3 separate regions of the Mus musculus genome follow, and all the other regions are linked to region 2. Evidence: chromatin loops called from intact Hi-C (ENCODE). Cell type or tissue: left cerebral cortex. All regions are shown on one strand.

Region 1 (8,000 bases), 61 kb after region 2:
TATAGTTACGACCAAGTAGCTCAGCAGAATTCAGGGAAAATATAGTTTTACAACAAATGGAGAACAGACCACAGAAAGCATTGGCTTTCCATCAAAAGAGTAGGGGCTTCATTTATAGACGATATACTGTTTCTTAGTAAGAATGTCACCATGTAGATATTCATGTGGTATTTCTTCTGGATAAATCAATGTACAGTTCGATATATAGTAAAATCCAGGTGGCCCTTGAAGAAATCATGAAATGATACTATAACATCATGTAGGCAAGGGCATGGATTATCTCATCTTCAACCTCCAAGTGATGTTAGGTTATGAATAGATTTATTTGAAGGATCTGTGTAAGCATATGAGCCTTACATCTTTACAACATTAGACTTTATAGCAGAGATAACTCCTACTTCTAATTTGCCCATTCACTCATTTGGCATCTATTAGATGTTGCTGTTGAGAAGCAATAGCAGAGTAGACAGGTGTCACCATTTGTTTTGTGAGGATTTTATTCAGGTAAGAGCAGAGTAGCAAAATATGTTATGATAGGTGTTACTATAGAAACTCTCTATAAACCACTTTGAAACACTGAATGAAATCTTGAATAGCAAGTACATGTTTCGTTTTATCATTCAAACAGAATGCTTGGTGCAAATAGTTTCTAATGCATTCCCTTATAATGGTTCATTTGCAAATACATTTTACTTACCCTGGAATTAGCCTACCAATGCCTCTAAATAACACCCAAGTTAAATCTCAAATCCATGCAACACAAAGTTTGAAACATGCTAAGACAACTTCTAGAATCATCAGGTGTCTTCAACATAAAGTCACTATGGGATAATTCTGGCTTGTTGACTTTTGAGCTGAATCTAAAGTTAAAGGACCCTAAACTTCCCAGGCTAGAACTTTGCTGGAAAGGGTGAATGCAATAAGTAAGAATGACTTTCAATTACATTAGTAGTGTTACACCTTGACTAAATAGACCCACTGATTTGATTCATATGGCTTGAGTGTCTGAGGAATTCTCAAGTCTCTGCCTTGGATGGCCTGCATGATATCTACACTCAGCTTAGTTTCCCTACCTTGTCCTTAGGTGAGACTTTGAAACAATGCAGAAAACACTGGCTTGGAGACAAAGACATTCACACAGATCAGGCAGAAGTCCTGCATGGAATGCAGGTTATTTCCTGGACTGACTTAAAAGCTGGCACATATCCAACACACATTCTTTTAAAGCTGCATGCTTAAGCTCAAAAGAAAAGGTCATTCCTAGCAAGCAAGCTGAGGCCACTCACAACCCTAAACAATAACTGTGGTTGACTGATGGAAAGGTGGGACTTAAAAGTCATAATTAAAGGGCTTCAGTTTAGAGGGTTCTATAGGGCGTGGAGAAAGCCCCTTTATTCTTAAAGAGAACAGAAAATTAGAAGCAAGTCCCTGCAGGGATGCAATAGTCTATTCCCTCATGAAAAGCTAAGGAGAGAGAGAGAGAGAGAGAGAGAGAGAGAGAGAGAGAGAGAGAGAGAGAGAGAGAGAGAGAGAGAGAGAAAGTTATAATTTGTACTAATCCAAAGAGTCAATATTTATTACATTAGTACTGACCCTTGATGCTGCCAGGAGCCAGTATAAAGGCTATGTGCAACATCACTCAATGCAAACTACATGGTTTCCTTCAGAGAATGCCCAAGAGAGATGTTCACAACTCTGCATCACAAAGTTAACAGAGAAACCATTTCACATGGGAAATGTACTGGCTAGTTTTGTGTCAACTTGACACAGCTGGAGTTATCACAGAGAAAGCTTCAGTTGAGGAAATGCCTCCATGAGATCCAACTGTAAGGTATTTCCTCAATTAGTGATCAAGGGGAAAAGGCCCCTTGTGGGTGGGACCAACTCTGGCCTGGTAGTCTTGGGTTCTATAAGAGAGCAGGCTGAGCAAGCCAGTAAAGAACATCCCTCCAAGGCCTCTGCATCAGCTCCTGCTTCCTGACCTGCTTAAGTTCCAGTCCTGACTTCCTTGGTGATGAACAGCAGTATGGAAGTGTAAGCCGAATAAACCCTTTCCTCCCCAACTTGCTTCTTGGTCATGATGTTTGTGCAGGAATAGAAACCCTGACTAAGACAGGAAAGGAAAATAAATATGGCTATGAAAGATGGAGAATCCCAGGTAAAAGATGCTCCGAAGATTCATGTGGTCACTGTTTGGAGTTTAGCTTCAACAATCTGACCTGACATTTGGGAAAATTATTATTTGATTAGAAATGTTTTTAAAAGTGATATTGAAAATGAGAAAAAAAAAGATTATCTCCATTCCATCATTTCACACAAAGTAAGTTAGGACCATTTCCCCTTTGAATTGGACATCTAGGGAATTTGCCCTCTATGAAAGAATTTTTTGATCTTTCCCTAGATTCTTCTAGGCTCAATACTTATCACATACTCTAAATCCCCTGAATTCACTGTGGGGAAATATATATCTTTTGCCACCTTCTTCTTATAAAGCTCACCATACATAGTGACAGGGTTTCCGGAAAGGGCACAACTGAAGTGTGGTGAGAAATAGCTATGAGCCTAAAGTCGTTTTAGAGAGAAAAGAACTAAAAAAGCAGAGGAGAAGAAAAAGCAGTCAGGAATGGTATTGTTTTCATGCATTGGGTACCTCAAGTGGAACAATGTGAAGTTGGTCCATGCTAATTAACAACGAGAAAGGCTTCTTTCTCTGTTTCCACTGGTGTCAGGGGATGCCCAGCACATAAGATGACTGAGGAAAGATGCCAGGTAGGTGGAAGAACTAAAGCAAGGCAGGCTTCAGTGACACCCCAGGGAAGCCCTCAAGCCAAAGAATTCCAGGAACTGCAGCAAAAGTAGAAAAGACAGGTGCTTCATGGACATAGAGGAAGAAGGCCTGTTTATCTGATCAGTTCACTTACTATATACCTTGCATGGATTGTTCTGTTCAAGGAACTAGAGGAGCCAAGTCATATTACAGTGAAAGTCTAGAAAAAAGACTTCTGAGTATGCCTTGTAGAACACAGTAAGACTTCATAGAAGAGGCGGGGCTGGACAAGAAACCTGGAGGATGAGTACAAACTCTACCAGGTGACAGTAGGGAGATAATGGAGCAGGAGCAGAGAGTGAAGACCAGAGGGGGCGGGGCGGGGCGGGGCGGGGGGAGGGGAGACAAAGGCTGAGAGACCATATCCCAATGAGCCAGTTCTACATGGCTGGGTGGAAGAATGAGCCTGGGGAAGTACCACATGATGATTCTGACTGGACTGAGTCCAGGTTCAAAGCTTCCTATCACACTCAAGATCTAAGATTAGTCTATGAGGAGTTGGAAGTCATTAATGAATATCCAGATTGAATGTTACTCGATCCTTGTGGTGAAAGCACTCTAAGCAATGAGCCCTGGAAGCTCGTGAGTCCTTATTGAAGGAGGAGGAGTGATTAAGGAATACCAATAGACTCTTGGGGTCCTTTTATAACAAGTGTTTTATTATGTGGTATTTAAATTGGTAGTGCCACTCTGTCTGTGGCATAGCTTAGATACTGAGCCAATGGATTGAGGCTTTTGGATAGGGAAGTCCCTGCCATACGTCCATATTCCTTTCTCCCATTCTCTCAAGCTTCTGGACACCTGCCAAACAAGTCTAAAGATGCATCATTGCTGGTTGCCATAGAGAAGGAAAGTGATCGGTAACCTGTAAGGGCCGCACAGTAGAGCTTATCCTGGAGCATGCTCACTGCAGCACTGCTCACACTAGTCAAAATACAGACTCAAGTTGAGTCCACAGGTGAATGCATAAATTAAATGTGGCAAGTGTATGCAATGGGATGTACTCAGCCTTAAGTAAGGAGGATGATCCTGCTGCTTGCAACAACATGGAAGGACCTGCATGACTGTTTGCTAAGGTAAATAAGTCAGTCTACTTCGATAAGGATCTAAATAGATAAACTTACAGAAGCAGAAAATGCAGTAGTGGCTTCCAGCGCTTCCACGGTTAGGAGGTGGGGAAAATAGAGTATAGCATTTCCGTTACAATAAATGGGTATGTTTTAAGGGTATGTGTGGCACAGTCTGGTGCATGCAGTTTACAATATGATATTTGATTTTTTAAAGCTAGATTATGTTGCATGTTCTGAAAACACACCTACACCTACACAGAAACACACAGAAGGATATAAGGTGCCTTGGGGAGCTGTTTGGTATGTCCTTTATGCTAATTATGGTGACAAATAACAGCATATATCTAACTCATTAAGTTATGCATATTAAATGTGTACATTTTTATGTGTATCAATTATACCTTGGTAAAGCTGTTAAGAACACAGAGAAAGCCAGATGACCGTATTAATATGGACATGATAAAGGATCCAGAATATTTCTGGCTAATCACACACTCCAAAAAGAATATTCCATGATCCCAGGACATGAGGCATTTTCTGTGACAAAAGGAAAAATATCCCCGTGCTGTTTCCCAGGACTACCTGGTCTAACTTAGAGAATTAGCCCTGAAAATTGAATGAAATAGAACAAAGGGTTCTTGTCTGGCATCCTGGAAATCTTACACAGAACTTTTAAATGATGGCGTTAAACCACAGAGAAACTGTAAAAATCCTTTGTACTCAAAATGACCAAGGAGACACATGTTTCTAAAACGACAAATTTTCTCCCTACTCATGCTTTTCTATGACTGATTTTCATCTTTTGATAAGTTTAACAATAAATGAATGGCTCTTACCACACCAAACATTTCAGCAAATATTTTTAGTTGTATTATTCTTGAAAGCATTAAGGGCTAAGTGAAGATCCTCTTCCACTCAATTATCCTTGGGAGAATTCTCTATTCTCTTTCAGGGTGACTCACAGCTCCAGGAACACATTCCAAATTGCAGTTTGGCAGCGGGGGAGGGGGTGGCCCTCAGGAAAGGCAAAAAATGCCAACAACTAAAGAGTGAATTGCAACTAATGAGGAAAGGTGTCTCCTGCAGCTGGAGAAGGGGTTAGATGAGGACAAACCCAGTCGGCAAAATATCCTTTAGTCTGAAAACTGAAGCATGAGAAAATCAGGGGAAATAGTGTTTGATTACAGCCACGGCACAGAGAGAAAATAGCAAAACAATTTAATTTTGAATTCTTCTGGAGTGTTCTAACTAGGCCATATTTCTAGAGAAAAACAAATTGCTGATAAATCAAGAGGCCTTGGGTAAAACCGGAAACCAAGACGTCTGAGGAGACGTGATTACAGCTGACAGCAGAAATGAGAGCTTCCCAACTCTTGAACGCAACCAGGTTGACTAATTACTGATTTTTTGGAAGGGGTGGTTTAATTTGTTATATTTAGAAGATATTTGACAACCATGAGAATTTTAATAAGACACCTCACAAGTGTGCAGCATGGCTGTGGTCCAACTGCTTTCAAGTTGTTTGGGCAGATTTGGAAGAACCAACTAGGGAAGGCAGATACCAATTTCCAAATATGTGAAAATGGTCTTTGTAAAATCCGTTCCCTAGTGATGTAGCTTAAGTGTGAAATGTCTTCCCTGAGCCCATGGGTTGGTCTCCAATTGGTTTGGAAAAACCATTGGAGTCCTTAGGGGGTGGATCATTGCTGGAGGAAGTAGCATTCATTCAAGCAGGCGTTGGGGATTCATATCGCAGCTCAACCTCCTATTTGCTCTCTGCTTCCAGACTCAGACACAATGTGACCAGGTGTGCCACTCTCCTGCCATCAGATTTTCCCTGCAGTGCTGGACTGTATACTGTAAAACTGTGACCCAAATAAGCCCTCCCTCCTCTAAGTGTGTTTTTGGTCTGGAATTTTGCCACAGAACAAGAAAAGTAACTAAGACACTAGTTGTAGTTACCAGACACCATTTTCATTTTCTTTCCAGCTTATGGAAATTGGCTTCTCTTCGTCTCTTATATTTTTTTTTTCAAATTGCCTCTTTTAAGACCTTTATTGCAAAAAGAAAACACAGTCATCCATTGGACAGAGCACAAGATCCCCAATGAAGGAGCTAGAGAAAGTACCCAAAGAGCGGAAGGGGTCTGAAGCCCTCGTAGGAGGAACATCAATATGAACTAATCAGTACCCCCCAGAGCTCTTTGGAACTAAATCACCAATCAAGAAAACACAAGGTGGGACTCATGTCTCTAGCTGCATATGTAGCTGAGGATGGCCTAGTTGATCATCAATGGGAGAAGAGGCCCTAGGTCCTGTGAAGGTTCTATGCCCCAGTATAGGGAAATGCTAGGACTGGGAATGTGAGTGGGTGGGTTGGTGATGAGGGGGAGGGGTGGGGGGAGGGGATAGGGGATTTTCAGAGGGAAAACTAGGAAAGGGGATAACATTTGAAATGTAAATAAAAAATATCTAATAAAAAAAGAAATGAAGTGATGCATGGAATGGGAAGAAAGGAAATGGGGTGAACTTCAAAGATGCGACAGGAAAGAAACAAGTTCAGCCATGGAGGTGTTACATTGTTTTGTTTGTTGAATGGGTTGCCTATTTTGGCTAATGTGCTCTCAAAGACACCCAAACATTAACATGTAACAACCTGTTTTTGAGTCCAATAAAATATTCCTAATCAAAAAAAAAAAAAAAGGAAAAGAAAACTTAGTCTCAATTATTTATAGTCACAATGAGAAAGTAAATGCATAAAGGAAAAAAATGTAAGACTGCTTAATACTGAACATGTTCATTGGCAAACTAGGGGCTGGAGAGATGGCTCAGCAGTTGAAAGCATTTGACTCCACTTTGGTTTCCAGCACCCACGTGGCAGCTCACAACCGTGCTGTGTTTTAATACCAGCTCCAGGGGACCATAGCCCTCTGGCCTTGGAAAGTACATCTACACATAATAGAAATAATAAAAATAAATCTTTGTAGAGTAAACGTGTTGAGTAGAACATCAACCCATTGCTTCAACATTGATACTTTAGTGAACTACTGCATTTCATCTTCACAGCAACCCTATGTCCTATTTCCTTTGTCCTGTATTAACAAAGAAGGAAGTGGCAGATGAGAAATGTTCATTGATGTGCCCAAGAACACTCAAGTAGGAAGAGGCAGCTCCAGCACGCTGCTTTCCTATCTACCAGAGCTGGCATGGGCAAAATTTTTCACACATTTTACCAAACAAAACACAACCATTTGTTAAACTTCTCCCACTTCCTCACAACCTCATTCAATCTCTCACAAACCTGTCAATTCTACATCAAAAACAAAATTATCCTCCTTCTCTTTGCACTGTACTTTCTTGGAAGGTTTGATGCTTTTCTTTGCTTCTGAGCTCACACCAGCTATTCTGTGTAATCTTCCCTTGTGTACTACTAGAAAACTAACATTGAAAACCCAAATCTGATGTGTCCTTATCCTTCTTAAGATGCTTCAAAATGCCTGTGAATCATTAGATAAACTCTGTCTCCTTAATACGGCACAGAAGGTTCTTTAGCCCTCTACCATCTGTCGTTTCTGGTCCAACCCCTATATCAGTCTCGTGTCTGTGTCCTGCTTAGAATTCCTTGTTTTTGGCAGGAACTAGAATGCACTTGGTTTCATTAATCATTTGTTCATATTATGAGAAGGATGCTTAATTTGACATGTTATTTTTTTAAATGAGTCTAGTGTTATATCCACCTTTACACACACACACACACACACACACACACACACACACACACACACACGAATGTTCACATCATACCAATGTTAATTCCTGATTTTGTTAATATTTTGAAGCACTATAAATTGGTACCAATGGGAAAACCTGGATAAATGGCACAAATTTTTTCTCATCACTGTCTCCTTAATTTTATCTATGCAAGCCACAGTTTTTAACATGATCAATAATATATTTTGCCTATTTCCACCAACGAAATGCAATCTCCATAGGAATAAGATGCTTTATTGACTTTGTTCAACATTATACTCAGAATGTGAACAGTTTTAACCTTATTAAATATATACACTTATATATCACATTATATATGTATATACACATATA
Region 2 (8,000 bases):
TGCCCACAGGCCAATCTGGTGGGAAAATTTTCTCAATTGAGGTATCCCCTTCCCAAATGTCTCAAACTTGTGTCAAGTTGACAGAAAACTAGACAGAACATCTATACAACAGACACAAGGTCACCTGCAAAGCTTTCCTCTCTTCCTCCCTTCTTCAGAGTACTAATGTTTGCACATGTCCCTATCCATCTCCAATGCCAATGGCCTACATTTAGGCAAGCTGGCCAGTGTACAGGACTCAGTAACTCCTGCTCAGTACTTAGGCTTAAGTCAACCAGGCCGCATCATTTCCTGGAAGCTATGTGCTAAAGAAAGGGACACACACCACAAGTATTCAAAGTCAGTTAGGCAAAAACTCCATGTTCTCTGCTTTGGGACTGTATATATCTTTACTACAAGAGGATAACAAGGATATAACTGTTATCTCCTTTAGTCATTCTACTTGGTCATAAAGGAACCAGCTGTAAATAAAGTTTACTCTGAGATGATGGAACAGAGAAAAGGGACCCACTGCCCTTGGAGTCCTCTTTATCTCGTCCTATAGGTGGACAGCCATGAGAAGTAAGCTTTCCTTAACTTAAAGCTAAAATGAACCTGTCATGAGATTATGTATCTTTTTAAAATAAATCTGAAAGGCCATTCACACAAAACAAGTATGAGCTAGACAAAGAACTGCTGTTGAATGAATTGCTGTTTTTAAAATAGTTGATAATAAGACACAGCTAACTATTTGGTATTTACCATATCATATTCTAGGTATTTCACCTATATTAGATTTTAAAAGCCGTTTAATTACGTTTGTGTATTGTGTGGAAATGTATGGGTATGGATGAATGTGTCACAGGATGTGTGTGGGCATCAGAAGACAACTTGTGGGAGTCAGACCTCTCCTTCCACCATGTAGAGCCTGGAAGTTGAACCCAGGTCATCAGGCTTGGAGGCAAGCATCTTACCCCCTGAGGTATCTCACAGGCTGTGTGTGTGTGTGTGTGTGTGTGTGTGTGTGTGTGTGTGTGTGTATACATTCATATGCCAATAGAGTTAATGCACATGTCTGAGATTAAATGGTAGAGTCAAAATAATTAGATTCTAGAGCTGTGCACTGAATCATTACACTTTCTCTTAAAAGAAGAATTATTTGAGGCAAAAAAGAAAGATGGTGTCTTAGTCAGGGTTTCTATTCCTGCACAAACATCATGACCAAGAAGCAAGTTGAGGAGGAAAGGGTTTATTTGGCTTACACTTCCATACTGCTGTTCATCACCAAGGAAGTCAGGACTGGAACTCAAGCAGGTCAGAAAGCAGGAGCCGATGCAGAGGCCATGGAGGGATGTTCTTTACTGGCTTGCCTCACCTGGCTTGCTCAGCCTGCTTTCTTATAGAACCCAAGACTACCAGCCCAGAGATGGTCCCACCCACAAGGGGCCTTTCCCCCTTGATCACTAATTGAGAAAATGCCTTACAGTTGTATCTCATGGAGGCATTTCCTCAACTGAAGCTCCTTTCTCTATGATAACTCCAGCTGTGTCAAGTTGACACAAAACTAGCCAGTACAATTGACCCCTTGTCAACTTGACACACAAAAACATCACTAGTAAGCCTCAACCCTTACAATCTTATTCATCCCCAAGATCTAAATAACTTTAAAAGTCCCACAGTCTTTACATATTCTTAAAATTTCAATCTCTTTAAAATATCCATCTCTTTTAAAATCCAAAGTCTTTTTACAATTAAAAGTCTCTTAACTGTGGGCTCCACTAAAACAGTTTCTTCCTTCAAGAGGGAAAATATCAGGGCACAGCCACAATCAAAAGCAAAAGTCAATCTCCAACCGTCCAATGTCTGGGATCCAACTTACGATCTTCTGGGCTCCTCCAAGGGCTTGGGTCACTTCTCCAGCCATGCCCTTTGTAGCACACGCGTCATCCTCTAGGCTCCAGATGCCTGTACTCCACTGCTGCTGCTGCTCTTGGTGGTCATCTCATGGTACTGGCATCTCCAAAACACTGCATGACCCCTTCAGTCCTGGGCCATCAATTGCAAATGAGGCTGGACTTTCACCAATGGCCTTCCATGGCCTCTCACAGTGCCAAGCCTCAGCTGCTCTGCTCAACTCCTTCATGCCTTCAAAACCAGTACCATCTGGGTGACCCTTACACATTACCAAGTCCAGCCACAGCACAAGGTACAACTTTGGCTATATCTGGAACACAGCCACTGTGCTCTCAGAAAACACTTCCCAGAAGATGTCACCTCAATGATGCTGGTCTCTTCTTAATCACCGCTAATTTCTTAGCTCCAGCTAACCAGCATCAATAGTCCCAGTAATGCAAAGTTTTTGCTTTAGTAGTTCTGGTATCTTGTTAATCACAGCTGATTCTTCAGCCCCAGCTAACCAGAACTACAGAATCTTCACAATCAAAACAGCAATGGCCCTGAAAAGAGTCTTTAATTTTCCCTCTGAAATTTCACAAGCCAGGCCTCCATCTTCTGCTCTGTTCTCAACATTATCTTCCAAGCTCCTACAAAACATCTGACAGAGCTCTTAACAACGAGTGGATCTTCAAGCCCAAAGTTCCAAAGTCCTTCCACAGACCTCCCCAAAACATGGTCAGGTTGTCACAGGAATACCCCACTCTGCTGGTACCAATTTGTCTTAGTCAGGGTTTCTATTCCTGCACAAACATCATGACCAAGAAGCAAGTTGAGGAGGAAAGGGTTTATTTGGCTTACACTTCCATACTGCTGTTCATCACCAAGGAAGTCAGGACTGGAACTCAAGCAGGTCAGAAAGCAGGAGCCGATGCAGAGGCCATGGAGGGATGTTCTTTACTGGCTTGCCTCACCTGGCTTGCTCAGCCTGCTTTCTTATAGAACCCAAGACTACCAGCCCAGAGATGGTCCCACCCACAAGGGGCCTTTCCCCCTTGATCACTAATTGAGAAAATGCCTTACAGTTGTATCTCATGGAGGCATTTCCTCAACTGAAGCTCCTTTCTCTATGATAACTCCAGCTGTGTCAAGTTGACACAAAACTAGCCAGTACAGATGGTATCCCTGACTCACCTAAGCAATGCTGCTCTCCCAGGTTCTCTGAAATATTATGAAATGAATAGCAAGCATAACTTACTATCATTGCATTAAGCACTATTCAGAGTTCATCTAAAATTATTTATATAGCCTTGAATATATGAGAACAATACTTAGTTCTCAGTGCTTCGAGTCCACTTCTTTTCTTTTTCTTTCTTTCTTTTTTTCTTTTCTTTTCTTTTCTTTTCTTTTCTTTTTTTTTTTTTTTTTTTTTTGACAGGGTTTTTCTGTTTATCTCTGGCTGTCCTGGCACTCACTCTGTAGACCAGGCTGGCCTTGAACTCAGAAATCCACCTGCCTCTGCCTCCCAAGTGCTGGGATTAAAGGCATGTGCCACCACTGCCTGGCGAGTCCACTCATTTTTAAAATAAGAATCTGAGGAAGAATTAAGCTTCTCTTAGTGATTAAATTACTCAAGTGGTACTAGTGTTTACAAAAGGGTCTCTAAGGGCAGCTGAGTACTCAGTCATCAACACATTTGGAGGTTTCTGTGTGCCAGCGATCAGGAAAGGCAGAGTGTCTCATCTACATCCTGAACAAAAAAATAGTCATTCCTCTTTGAACTGCCATCCCACAGTGGGATACCTGGCTTGCCAAGAACTCCTTTCCTCACTTCTGTTATTAGCATGGCCCTCAAATGCTGGATTCACCCAGTGGAAATCAATACAAGAGTTGTACAAGTAGAATTTCCTCAGTTAAATTTGCAAGAGACAGGGAGCAAAGTGGCTAGAAGATGGGCAAAGATTCTATAAGTGCCCTCTCTAGCAGGCCATAAGAAGGTTTGAGAGCTCAAGCTCAAAGCACTGGCAGCCCGTGTCCCAAAATGCCACAAGCAGACCCACAGACTTCTTGTTTACCAAATATCTATTCAGGTAAAAGAGGCTTGTGCATCTATGTCCACTCTCCCCGACACCCTCATCTTTAAAATGCCCACAGGAGAGATGTTGGGACAGCAGATCCCTGGTGGCTACCCCACACCCAGGCTCTGCACTCTGGTAGGTCCCCAGATGGTCCTTAGCTCACACTTGCTTCATTGCTGAGCAGAGCCTTCCTCCCACAGCCCATCTGTCCCACTGAGTGAGCCAGGGAGCTCTAGGAAAGGCAGTTGCTTTGAAAACTTCTACCTCAATGGTAGGACAGCATGTGTGGATCCTAGAGAAGTACTTTCACTTGCAAAACACATGCCTAAATGCCCATGGGTGGAGCAGCATTGAAAAGTCCCATTATTAGAATTTAAAAGAGTGTTTAATTTAAGAATACTTCGGAAGCCAAAATTTAAGCTTTCTCACAGCCCTGAAAAGGCCTGAAATACTATGCTGTTAATTAGTAATTGTGATGGACCCAGCTGTGGAGATTAAAATTTTGGGAACTCTTTTGAGATCTGTACAATTAGCACCGTTCTGCAAAGTGCCCATGAATAAAAGCTGGTGGTTTTATCTAACCGCCTTTTTAATTGAACATTTTGCCAGAGTTTCCAGTTCCTGGTAAAGCAAAAGACACCAAGAATATTTATCTGAAGAAATATATAGTTTTACTAAATCTTCCCAAAATGATGCAGATCTGGGCTTTTTATAATCTTCTAGCAAATTTTCAATTATCCGCAGCATGCTACCAGGCTTTCTCGGCCTTGGTAATGTTAGCATTTTGAGCTGGATAATTCTTGTCTTGTAGTAGTATTCCTGGTTCCTGGCTTCTGCTAAGGTGGGACCTGTAACATACATCCCCAACACACACACACACACACACACACACACACACACACACACATACACACATACACACACACACCCCTATCATAATCAAATCAAAATATCCCCAGCCATGGCTAAGTACCTCCTATTGAGAACCTCTGCACATGCATGAAAAGTTAACTATCACCTCAACACTGACTCCTGGACTCCAGAGGTAGCACTCTCTCTATCTCAACTCATTCCATCCAGTCCTCCAGTACTATTCACTTTTCCCCTCTGCCTCTGGCTTCAGTTGGCTAACCAGGACCGCCTGGGCTAAGTAATGGCATACATAGCTTGGCAGCTTTCATTACTGAACACTTAATTCATTGTAAGCACAATAATCCTCACACCCATCTTATGCCATACTATATCCCTTGCTACAATAAGTGCTGTCAGCACTGTTTTATAAATAAGCCAACACAGTCTTGATCAGCTTAACCGACTTGCTTATTTTCACACAGATCACAAATAAGGAACAGAGGAAGGGTTCACAGACAAGACTACCTGATGGCAGAGCCCATTTGCGCTTTTACCATTCAGGCAGAGTTGCTTTAAGAAGTGACTCACCATTTGTTCCCTATGGTTGCATAACCCCATTGTATGCCTCTTGACGCATTATTAGGATGCATTATTAGGACACATTATTAGGAATGCAGGGGACAAGAAACATCAATCTATCCCATGGGTAAATTGGGAGAAGAAACTGAGTATGCACAGTCTCTCTTTCCTTCCTTCCTTCCTTCCTTCCTTCCTTCCTTCCTTCCTTCCCTTTTTCTAGGATGTCCCTGCCAGAGAACATATGATCTAGCTTCTTCCTGCCATAAAACTTGAACCTAGTTGGTCAGGGGAAACCTGTGGCTGCTCAGCTTCCCAATAATTAAAGATTTGCCTGAGGGTCGTATTAGCAAGTCTATGTACTTAATAGTGTATGTTACCTTCTGCTAGAACTTTATCGGTGTAATGGATTGAATAAGAATGCTCCCCATTAGCTCACATGTTTGAATGGTTGGACCCCAGTCAGTGGAACTGTTTGGGAAGAGTAGAAGGATAAAGAAGTGTGGCCTTGGTGGAGGCATGGCCGTCTTGGAGGAGGTATGGCCTTGTCAGAGGAGTGTGTCATTGGGAGTGGACTTTAAAATTTCAAAAGTCCATGCCTACCCGTGGTGCTGACCACATATGTGGCAGAGGATGACCTTGTTGGTCATCAGTGGGAGGAGAGGCCCTTGGGCCTGAGGGTGTTCAATGCCCCAGTGTAGGGAAATGCCAGGTGGGAGGACAGGAGTGAGTGGATGGGGGAGCACGCTCATAGAGGCAGGGGAGAGAGGATGGGATAGGGGTTTCCCAAAGGGGAGACCTGGAAAGGGGGAAACATTTGAAATGTAAATAAAGAAAATATCCACCACCACCAACCCTGGAAAAGTCCATGCCTTTGCCACTGTGTGTCTCTTGGCCTTGTAGTTATTGTCTCAACATGTAAGCTCTTACCTACTGTGCCATGCCTGCCTGCCTGTTGCTATGACTTTGCTGTGATGGTAATGAACCCTCTATAAGCCAGCTCTCAATGCACTCTTCCTTCTATAAATTGCCTTCACAGTAATAGAAAAGGAACTAAGGTCATCAGATACAATACTAACAGTTTGATCTTTTTTCCCCCATGACTTCTGCACTTACCTGTCAATTCCATTCCAAACTAAAACCATCTTAATGTACCAAACTGATCACAATACCCGGTACTCAGCACTGTGGCATAACTGGCTAACATAGTCTGTGGTAATCTGACAGACATTTAAAAATACATACTGACTTCTGAGAGCAGATTTATCGTCATAGAAAAACTGAACAGAACGTACAGCTCTTAAATACCCAATTATTTCCCTGCATGACCCCAACTGCTGGTCCCCAATGCTACTAATATCTTATCCCAAGGGGATAGACTCATCAAAACTGATAAGCCTAATTTGACATATCATCACCTACACACTTATCCTTGGTCAGTGTGTCTCAACCTCCCTAATGCTGTGATCCTTTCATACAGTTCCTCATGTCCTGACCCCCAACCATAAAATTATTTTTTTGCTACTTCATAACAGTCATTTTGCTACTGTTATGAATCATAATGTTAATATTTTTGGAGATGAGAGTTTACCAATGGGGTCACAACTCACAGGTTGAGATATGCTACTCTTGGTATACATTCTGTGTACCTTGTCAAACAAACATGTATCCACATTATCCTACATACTCTGACTATTCATTGTTCATTACTCCTGGAAAGCACTGATCTTTTGTGGTTTTTATACTTCTGCTTTTCCCTGAATATCAGTTAGACTCATGTAGGCTTAGCTTTTGCATATTGGTTGCTCTTGGTTATGTACACTGAGGACTATTTTCTGTGTTTTCATGCCTCAGTAGTCATTTCTTTTAAGCTGTGAATAACACTCCATTTCATGGATATAGCATAGTTGTCTGAAGGATCTCTTGGTTGCTTACAACTTTGGGCATCTGTAACTTTTTAAACCAACAACAACAACAAAAGTATTGGTATACATATATGATAAGGATTTTAAATCCCAACATGATCTTACCAGTTTTGCAGAGAGATATAAAGCTATGGAAAATTCATGACTCATATCCACCCACTTTGAAAACTGGTAGGAGAATATGGGCGCCTCACACTAAACTCTGCTTCCAATTCCATAACAGCATCCCTCTGGATGCCAGGGCCAACTACACACAGGAAGGAGGCCTGGGGAATATTCTGCAAACAGCTACTGAGAGGTGGTGGTGTCTTTTCCCCATGGCCTTCTTATTCAGTTGTTTTTCAAAGTTCTCCTCCTTAAATCTTAAAAAAAAAAAAGTCATAAGAAAAAAAACAAAAACAAATGAGACTTACCAATTTTTCCAATGAGGTTATTTTGAAGATAGAGAATTTTTAAGTCCCGGCACCATTTGTCAATATGTTCTAGCCTTTCTATTTCTTGCTGATGCAAGGAGAGTTCCTCCAGGGAAAAAATTACACAGTCATTGTGCTCAGCATTCCGTCTAATAAGATCTTCTGTGACTGAAAGAAAATTTGCAGCATATTATATTCCCATTCCCATTGTTCTGTGTCGGGTTATTATGTTATTAACATGCTGGAGTTTCTTTGCAGCCAAGCGTCAATTCTTCAGGCCCAAG
Region 3 (8,000 bases), 73 kb after region 2:
TATAGTGGGAGCCTGTCAGGGGGTCTATGGAGCAGCATTCAAAAGAACTGTCTCCATCCAGGAAGTCACAAGTAAAGCTAAAGAGAAAAAAGGAAAGTCCTTTAAGTCTCCATCATGTATGGACAATCATACAAGACCCATATGACCATGTAGTCACTGTGAAAGAAATTCCATTCTTCACATTCATGGTGCCAACTACTTCCACAGCCCTTATCAGTGGTGCTCTTAACTGCCAGGGCTTAGGCGCTGAACCACACAGCATTCAGTTGTTTTCTACTTAGAACTTTGGTGACAACGTTCTGGAAAATGAGCCTCTTCCCCTGAGGATAGACCTATACTCTTGATATTAGTCCATTTTTTAAAAAAATGGAAATATCACTAAACTTCCTTTCTGGGATGTTGAAATTCATTGTTCCCTTTATTCAATACAGTGTGTCACATCACTGCCCTTGCCACTGTAATAGAGAAATTATCATTTCCTTTCTTTTCAGTCTTGCATTTGGGAAGCATTCAGCTGCCTGATGGCAGCTTCCATATCTTACCCAAATCTTTTCTTTCCTGTTCTTTCCCCATTCACGGAACTCATCTCTATGGCAGAAGGTGACATTGAACCATTAGCTCTTTTACACATTTCTATTTTTTCTGGGGGGGGGGTCCTACCCTATGCTTTTCTCTTCATGCTATTTGCCTCCTCAAGAACTAGGAAATGATAGAGCGCTGGAGCTGTATTCCTAATTATTCTCTGAGTTTCAGTCTTTAACAATTATTATCAACCTCAGTTTCCCTAACTCAGGGAATGTCTCCATTCAAATGTCCTTAATATTTTCTCTCTCATTTCTTGTCTGGACATAAATTGAAAATATTCTTGTAACATCCATAGGTTTGTGAGAGAAAGAGAGGGGGGAGGGAGAGGGAGAGGGAATTTACAGTGCTATCAAATATTTTTAGCCATTAACAAAACTACTTCTAGCTCTTGACTCTCACTTTAGTTATACTGGAGAAATTCCAGCAGCTGTTTATCTTTCAATAGGCCCTTTTCAATGGATTTCAGAAACCTAACCACACAAACAACCAGCAACTTACTCAACTGTCCAAATACCAGCCCTTTCTTGTCTTGAGTGATGATTAACCAAGTCCTGGAAGAGTATTGCTTCCTGGTATTGGTAAAGAGTCAAACCCTAGAACATCCTTACATCCTTTAAAAATTTTGCTGATAGTTTATAAACCATGTTTCATTCTCGCTTTCTATATTTCCTGCAGGCCTTATGGCTTTTTATAATTTAAAAACATATGAACAATTGGAATATGTGCTTGTTATTAATAAGATACTAATAGATACTACTTATTAAATTTGTACCATAGATCAAGCCCCAAGGATGTTTTTTTCTGTCCTTTGCAGAAAATCTCTCTAAAAGGTAAGGAGATTTATGATATGATTCTCCTTATGTACTCCCCCCCCAAAAAAAAGATGAAGATTCAGAAGGACAAGTTACTTAGCTATGTTACATAGCTAGTATTCCGGGGAGCTAGGATGCAACCCTAGTTAAGCTGATCCAACACAAATTCATGTTTCTGCTTACATATTCTTGACTGACTTAAGTGGTAGTGTCAGAAGGCCTGACACCTACAGGAAGGACAGGTTCTAATATCAGTACTAGATCCCTTTATCTTGTAAGTTCATTTCAGAAAATGGTGGGGGAAGCCTCAGCTAATGACTATAGAAGGAATTAGGGGTAGACAGAAGCTCAATTAGAAAAATCACAGGAAGGGAAAAAAAAAGGGATCTCATTGAAGGATTGAACAAGATAGTGGGATTGACCACTGTGAGCAGAACATGAAACTTGACCAGCTTGTGTACTGGTGAGTACTGTCACTGTTGTGAAATGAGATAGGAAGCCATGATGTGGTGTCTTGAATGAGAATGACCCCCATAGACACATATATTTAAATTCTTGGTCCCCAGTTGGTGAAACTGGGAAGAATTGGGAGGTATGGCCTTATTGGCAGAAGCATGTCAACCCTGCCAATAAGGGTTTCAAGATTTAATAAGTCCACATCTGTCCCAGTAAGTTCTTTTTTTATCTGCCTTGTGCTCTGGATTATATATAAGCTCTCAAGTACTATGCCTGCCTGCTTGTTGGCATGCTTCCCTCCATGATGGTCATGTGTAAGATGCCTCTACTATAGCAGTACTCTAGAATTGTAAGCGTCCATAAATGATTTCTTCTGTAAGTTGCCTTGGTAATGGTGTTTTGCCACAGCATTAGAAAGCAACAAAGATATCAAATAAGAAAATCAACCAGCAACAAAGATATCAAATAAGAAAATCAACCAAGCCAATCAAAACTATGTATCTGATGGAGTTTGCCATTCAATAGACATCTGCTATGTACTCACACTAAAAAGAAAAAAAGAATATCCCATTCTTAGAGCAGACAAGTTTTCAGTAGTTAATGCAGGGGAGTGAAAATAAATAGCCATGGCAAGCCTATATATGCTATGTACAATAGTGCTTCTAAAGGAAGACAAAGTAAGATGGGCAGGAAGGGAGTTTGACAGAGAAAAGTCTCCAACATACCTTGGGAAAAGGCATGTCGGAGACAGCTTTCCAGAAGGTCCTTCGTCTGACCTGGAGTCATCTGCATAAGGAAACGAGAGAGAATTTTCAATATCTCACCAATATGTATGACCCTAATTAGCTGCAAGGTTGACACGTGGGCAGCTTATGTTCCACCCTCAGCAAGAGGGTAGCAATGTGGTAGAATGGTGTGAACAGCTAGTTTCAGAGACTCCGTCGACATGTCACCCATCCTCTATGGGAAGCATAAAGTAATCTTGGAATATCTATCTTCTGTCGCTCTCACACTCCACAGTCATTGACAGCTTTCTTTAGTGCAGGGTGATAAATCATGGCCACCACACGGAGCTTATGAGTGGAAGAGAGAAAGCATCTTGTGCGAAGTTCAAAAAGAAAAATCAAGACCAGTCGCTCAGTGTGGTGGGTATTGTAGCTAACTCTATAATGTGAGAGAATCCAGTCACTGCCAAGGAGTTTTGTGATTGGTTAATGCTTTCTAAGATGTCGCTATTATAGCAAACAGAAGGCATTGTGGGGGGTGAGTATGAAGTGTAGATTTTGTGTGTGCAAGTGTGTGTGCACATTTGTGTGTCTTCCTTTATGGTTCTCCAGCTTGTTTGAGACAAGGTCTCTCACTGAACCTGGATCCCATCAATTCTCCTAGGATGTCTGTCCAGTATCAGGATTACAGGCTCATGACATCATACCCAGTCCTTTATATGGGATGTGTAAATCTGAATTCAGACTCTCATGCTTGCATGGTGAACATTTTACATGACAGTGCCTCTCCCCAGCCTGAGGGTTGATTTTTATTGATTTTAAATAGATGGCTTTTAAAACTATGAAGCCTGTAAAGACTTCATTAAAGAAGATCCAATCCATAGGCATGACAATGGGCTTCACTTGGAGGAAGATCGAAGGGGATTCGTAGTGTAAACTCTATCACACAATTTTATAAAAGGCAACGGCAGTATCAGGACTTCTAACAGCCTGGCTCAGAGAAACTTGATTTCTGTGCTGACAATTACTACTGAAAACAAATAAGGTAATTTAGACTTTCAGCTCAGGCTGTTATTTTATTAGTTAAAAAGAAAAAGAAAAAAAAAGAAGAACAACTGGGTGTGTGAGAGAGGGTTACAAAGAGGGTTGGGAGAGAAAAATAAGAGGAAGGAAGAAACCACTACCGTTTGAACAACGCCCTTATTTTCTGAAAGTTGTGATCAATCTTTCAGCATTTTTGTAGACAGTTTTGCATCTTAATAGTAGCCAATAAATGGCCTCCTTTCACATTTATGCATAGGCATCTAAAAAAATAGTGATTTTTTTTTAATCCTAAAAGAAAAAAAAATGCCACATTTCTTTCAAGGAAAGAAATGAAGTCGAAATCATTGCCAAAGCGCACACACTGGCATTTAAAAAACACAAGCTACTGACAGATGGCTAATGGTCTGAGTATCAGCAAAATCAAAGCAAGGAAATTGCTAAGAGGACTCTAATCGTTCAAAGATAATTGCACAGAGCAGTTTCACATTTACTTGCTACTGGTGTCGACATCAGTGGAGAGTCTCGGTACATCTTGAGAAGGCCGCTTGTTCAAACTTCACAGATTTTTTTTTTTCTGCAAAAGACGTTAAAAAAAAAAGATGGACTATATATTAAAAATAGACAAATGATGCCAAACAGATGGCGTCTACTAATTGCACTAGTCAGATTTGTTTGCTGAAATAGTACAGAGATGTAGGATTGGAGAAGCAGACCAGATTGTGGGACTTCAGTGTGGGGCTGCCTACTTTAAATTCTATTTTTCATTGTCTCATTCCTTAAGTCTGAATATTCTGTAAATAACAACACCATTGTGAGAGAAAAGCAATACTTACAAAGGTTTATTTGTCATCCAGATTAAATAGGTTTTTGTTACTTAATTAAGAAATCTGAAAAAGAGGCTGGTTCTAGTGTCCTTGAAACAAATGTGTATTTAAAGCAGCCAGCAGAACTAGTTTCATTATTGAGTTGCAGTAAGTGCTTGGAGATTGTTGCCATTGACAAGTGGCCATGGAGAAGGTCAAGGCTTTTGTGGTGGCTATCAGTCTGAACATTCCTAAACAGCATAAGCTATACTGAGCTACAAATAGACCACCACAACCCAGATTACAAAGTCACATTCCTGAAAGCTTAGAATTTACTTTTCAATTTCAAAGTAAGCATGCTTCAAAGTGTGCAATTTGTGCAAATATTGATCAGTTACCTCTTATCACATAGTTCTATCTCCATGTAGCTACTGAATTACATAAATTATATAAGTGTATACATATACATATGTTTGTATGTATATAAGTATATATGTATAATACGACCCTAGTAGTTTTATAAGGTGACATGAGAGCCTTTTATGATCTAGTAGTTCTGTCCCTGTTTTTGATAAACATGTCAACTAATAATTGATTGCTATAACATAATACATTAAATCAGTCACATCAACTCTAAGGCTCAAACTAGATTATTTAATAATGTATAGTGAACCTTTCAAGGAATCATATACTCCAGCTTATAAGATTGTCTTAAATAATACAGAACTTTCTAGCATTCTTTGGAAGATTTCTAAATAAAGACACACATTTTTAAAAAAGAAAATCACTGGTTTGAAAAAGATAATATCCATACAAGTGAACATACTAGCATGTTCCTTGTGATTTCAGCATTGAGTAATACAATAAGACTTTGTCCAGTCCAAATGACTATATGTTAGTTTTCCTCAGGCAGTAAGCTTAGTTTTAAGGCAAGGCATTGTGCAGCAGAAAGCAAGGTCTCGCTGTTTGATCTTACAAAAGCGAGGAGCCATGTACAGTGAGCATAATGCCCGCTAGTCAAGAATTAGTAACTGTGAAAACAACTTGCATTCACAGCTCAAGAACTTTTCAAGAAACAGACTCTGTCTACCAGCTCATCAAAGCAATGCATCTGTTCTGAAATATAACTTGCTCATACATATTCCTCCACAGGGAGTCCCCGGGCTCTTCTTCCGACTGATAAATGACAGGAGGGTTACTGAAATACGAAGCTTCCCAGTGGTTGGTAGTGCAGAAAGCTGGACCGAGCCGTTCTTCAACTGAAAAATCCCATCAGAATGTCAACAGGTGCAGAAGTGACTTCCCACAGAGCACCCCGTCTTCCCTTCTGGTTGGAGATGACCATGTCTCTGCCACTTTCACAGGGCAATTTGGTGGTCAGGGGCCTCTGGATCTTTCAGCTGCTTCCAAGAATAGAATAGCTTGTCATTCTTGGGAGTTAGTCTCACGGGCCTTGTTTACTTTCAATATCAGCCTTTCCGAACTAGAGGCAGGGCAGCAGAATGAGGTCATACTTCCTGTCACGATCGCATCAGTGGTGTTCACAGAGTAAATACAGCAGATCTTCTTGACCATCAGAAGGGAACAGGCAACCCAGAGTCAGGTCAACTCCATACATTGTGATCATTGAGGGATGCTTCTCAGAGCTTCTGTGTCACCTCAAACTATATTAACATGAGAAAATTTAAGCCATGTTTCCTGTTTGACATTTTCTGGCTATATTCAGTTATGAGTAGCATACAGTTATTATGCTCTTGGTCCAATTAACCTAAATATATCAAAGATAGCATCAACGCTATCAAGTTCAGGATGCTATAAAAGCTATATATTATCTATAATAATGTGATTTTTATGAGGCTATCCTCTGATACATATGCAACTAGAGACACAGTTCTGGGGGGAGGGCGGGGTTACTGGTTAGTTCATATTGCTGATCCTCCTGTAGGGTTACTGACCCCTTTAGCTCATTGGGTATTTTCTCTAGCTCCTTCTTTAGGGGCCCTCTGTTCCATCCAATAGATGACTGTGAGCATCCACTTCTTCATTTTCCAGGCACTGGCATAGACAGGCTAAGATTAAAATGGTCTTTCACGATAGCTTTGGGACCTCAGACTTGTGGCTTAGCATCTTTGAGCTGCAATTTTCTCAAATTTAAATGTAATAATCTATAGCCCCAAGGTTGGCCTGCAGAATCAAATGAGAAGAAAGAAGAAAGAAATAGCTGGGTACCTGAGGGAATGTGCAAGATGTATTCCTTATTGGATTTTGTGAATTGACTTCTCTTTGGAGAGCTTGATCAGGATGGTGGAGAGTTTGTGTTATTAATTCTTGGGGATTGCTACCGAGATTATTTTTGATGTTAGGAGATATCAGTATTATTTCCTACGCAGAATCCCACATTCTTTCCACCTCCATTGTCTCTCCCTGGGACTCCACTTACTACCTCATTCTGACTGTATTTTATGCTAACATTCCAACTGTCTACTTGGCCTCTATCCAACACATTATGCACATACATATCTCACTATGTAAATTTGATTATGTCATTCCTTAAATTAAAACCTTCATCTTTGCTCCTCTCTCATAATAAGTTCAAAATCACCCCTGCAGCCTATGAGGCAAGTTTTAGCCTCATACTGCACACATTCTATCTTCTAAAGTTTGACCATGTTGATCTTCAGCCTTTCATCTTGTTCAGGTTTGCTTTCACCTTGGAGTCTTTAAACATACTACCGTTGTTTCTACATCTTGTTCCTAAGCAACTCCTTCTACATGACCTCTCCTAGATCAAGTTATGAAGGCCACAGCTCTCTACAATTTTTATTTGGAGTGTGCGTCATAGCTACAGTTAAGGAACCAAGAGACTTTCTATGTTCCATCTCCTGCTTTACTTCAGAGCCTAAGGTCTATCTATTCTTTTCTTGTTATATATCATGGTGTAGTATGAGGTTTAGTACATACTAGGAAATTAAAAATGTATGAGTTGCATGACTACCAGCTACCTCAGTCTGGGCTTTTTGCCACACACACTACAGAATTATATCAGGGCCTGACATTGTTCTTCTGGTCAGAGTCTGGGAAAGCTAATAATCTGGAAAGAGTGGCAGGGATGTCATTCTAATACAGAAATTACTCCACAGTAAAATAAGTATCCAAAACTTAGTTGTTTATAGTGATATGCTTTTATTTCCTCAGGTGGTGACTTTGTAATTGGTCACCATGGCTAAGCTGAGCTTTTTTCCAGAACTCTTTCCACTTCATTTTCTACCCAGCAACCTGTGCAGAATGTGAAATGTGTTAATGGAGCATGAGCCTTGTCTGGTTATGTGAAGGTCCATGTGCTTGCCTAGTTGGACTCTCAGCTTGGCACAACCAAGAGTCAACTGAGACAGAAGTCTTAACTGAAAAATTTCCTAGACCTGGTTGGTCTGTAGACATATCTGGGGGTCAGGGTGAATCATGATGGTTAGTTCATGTACGAAGATCCAACCTATTGTTAGCAGCATCATTTCCTGGGCCATATAAGAGTAGAAAGAGCTAACTGAGAGCAAGCAAGCAAGGTTGTGTATATTTTG

The links. Peaks named below come from ENCODE experiments on the same cell type or tissue, not always from the same donor. Only the 100,000 strongest peaks of a DNase experiment are listed, where the experiment ranks them.
Region 1: it touches region 2 in a loop (6-fold over the local background); 3 of 42 quality-filtered maps call a loop at or near these places.
Region 3: a loop joins it to region 2, with 2.1 times the contacts of the local background. A loop is called at or near these places in 2 of 42 quality-filtered maps.

What each region holds. Positions count from the first base shown.
Region 1 is chr15:66,542,599-66,550,598 of GRCm38, forward strand. The region is part of intron 5 of Tmem71 (transmembrane protein 71); the gene reads right to left. Among named protein-coding and RNA genes, the nearest start is that of Tmem71, 14 kb to the right of the region's middle. In left cerebral cortex, no CTCF peak of the experiment used is centred here; a DNase peak (open chromatin) is centred at 4,915.
Region 2 is chr15:66,481,757-66,489,756 of GRCm38, forward strand. It overlaps Lrrc6 (leucine rich repeat containing 6 (testis)), which reads right to left. Exons shown (of 12, transcript NM_019457.2): 2 at 7,717-7,884. Among named protein-coding and RNA genes, the nearest start is that of Gm31006, 15 kb to the right of the region's middle. In left cerebral cortex, no CTCF peak of the experiment used is centred here; DNase peaks (open chromatin) are centred at 4,144 and 7,505; H3K27ac peaks cover 2,649 bases.
Region 3 is chr15:66,555,167-66,563,166 of GRCm38, forward strand. Tmem71 (transmembrane protein 71) reads right to left here and starts at 5,880. Exons shown (of 10, transcript NM_172514.3): 1 at 5,564-5,880; 2 at 4,114-4,196; 3 at 2,579-2,639; 4 at 1-77. The coding sequence starts at 4,153. In left cerebral cortex, no CTCF peak of the experiment used is centred here; DNase peaks (open chromatin) are centred at 4,178, 5,571, 6,928 and 7,415; H3K4me3 peaks cover 191 bases.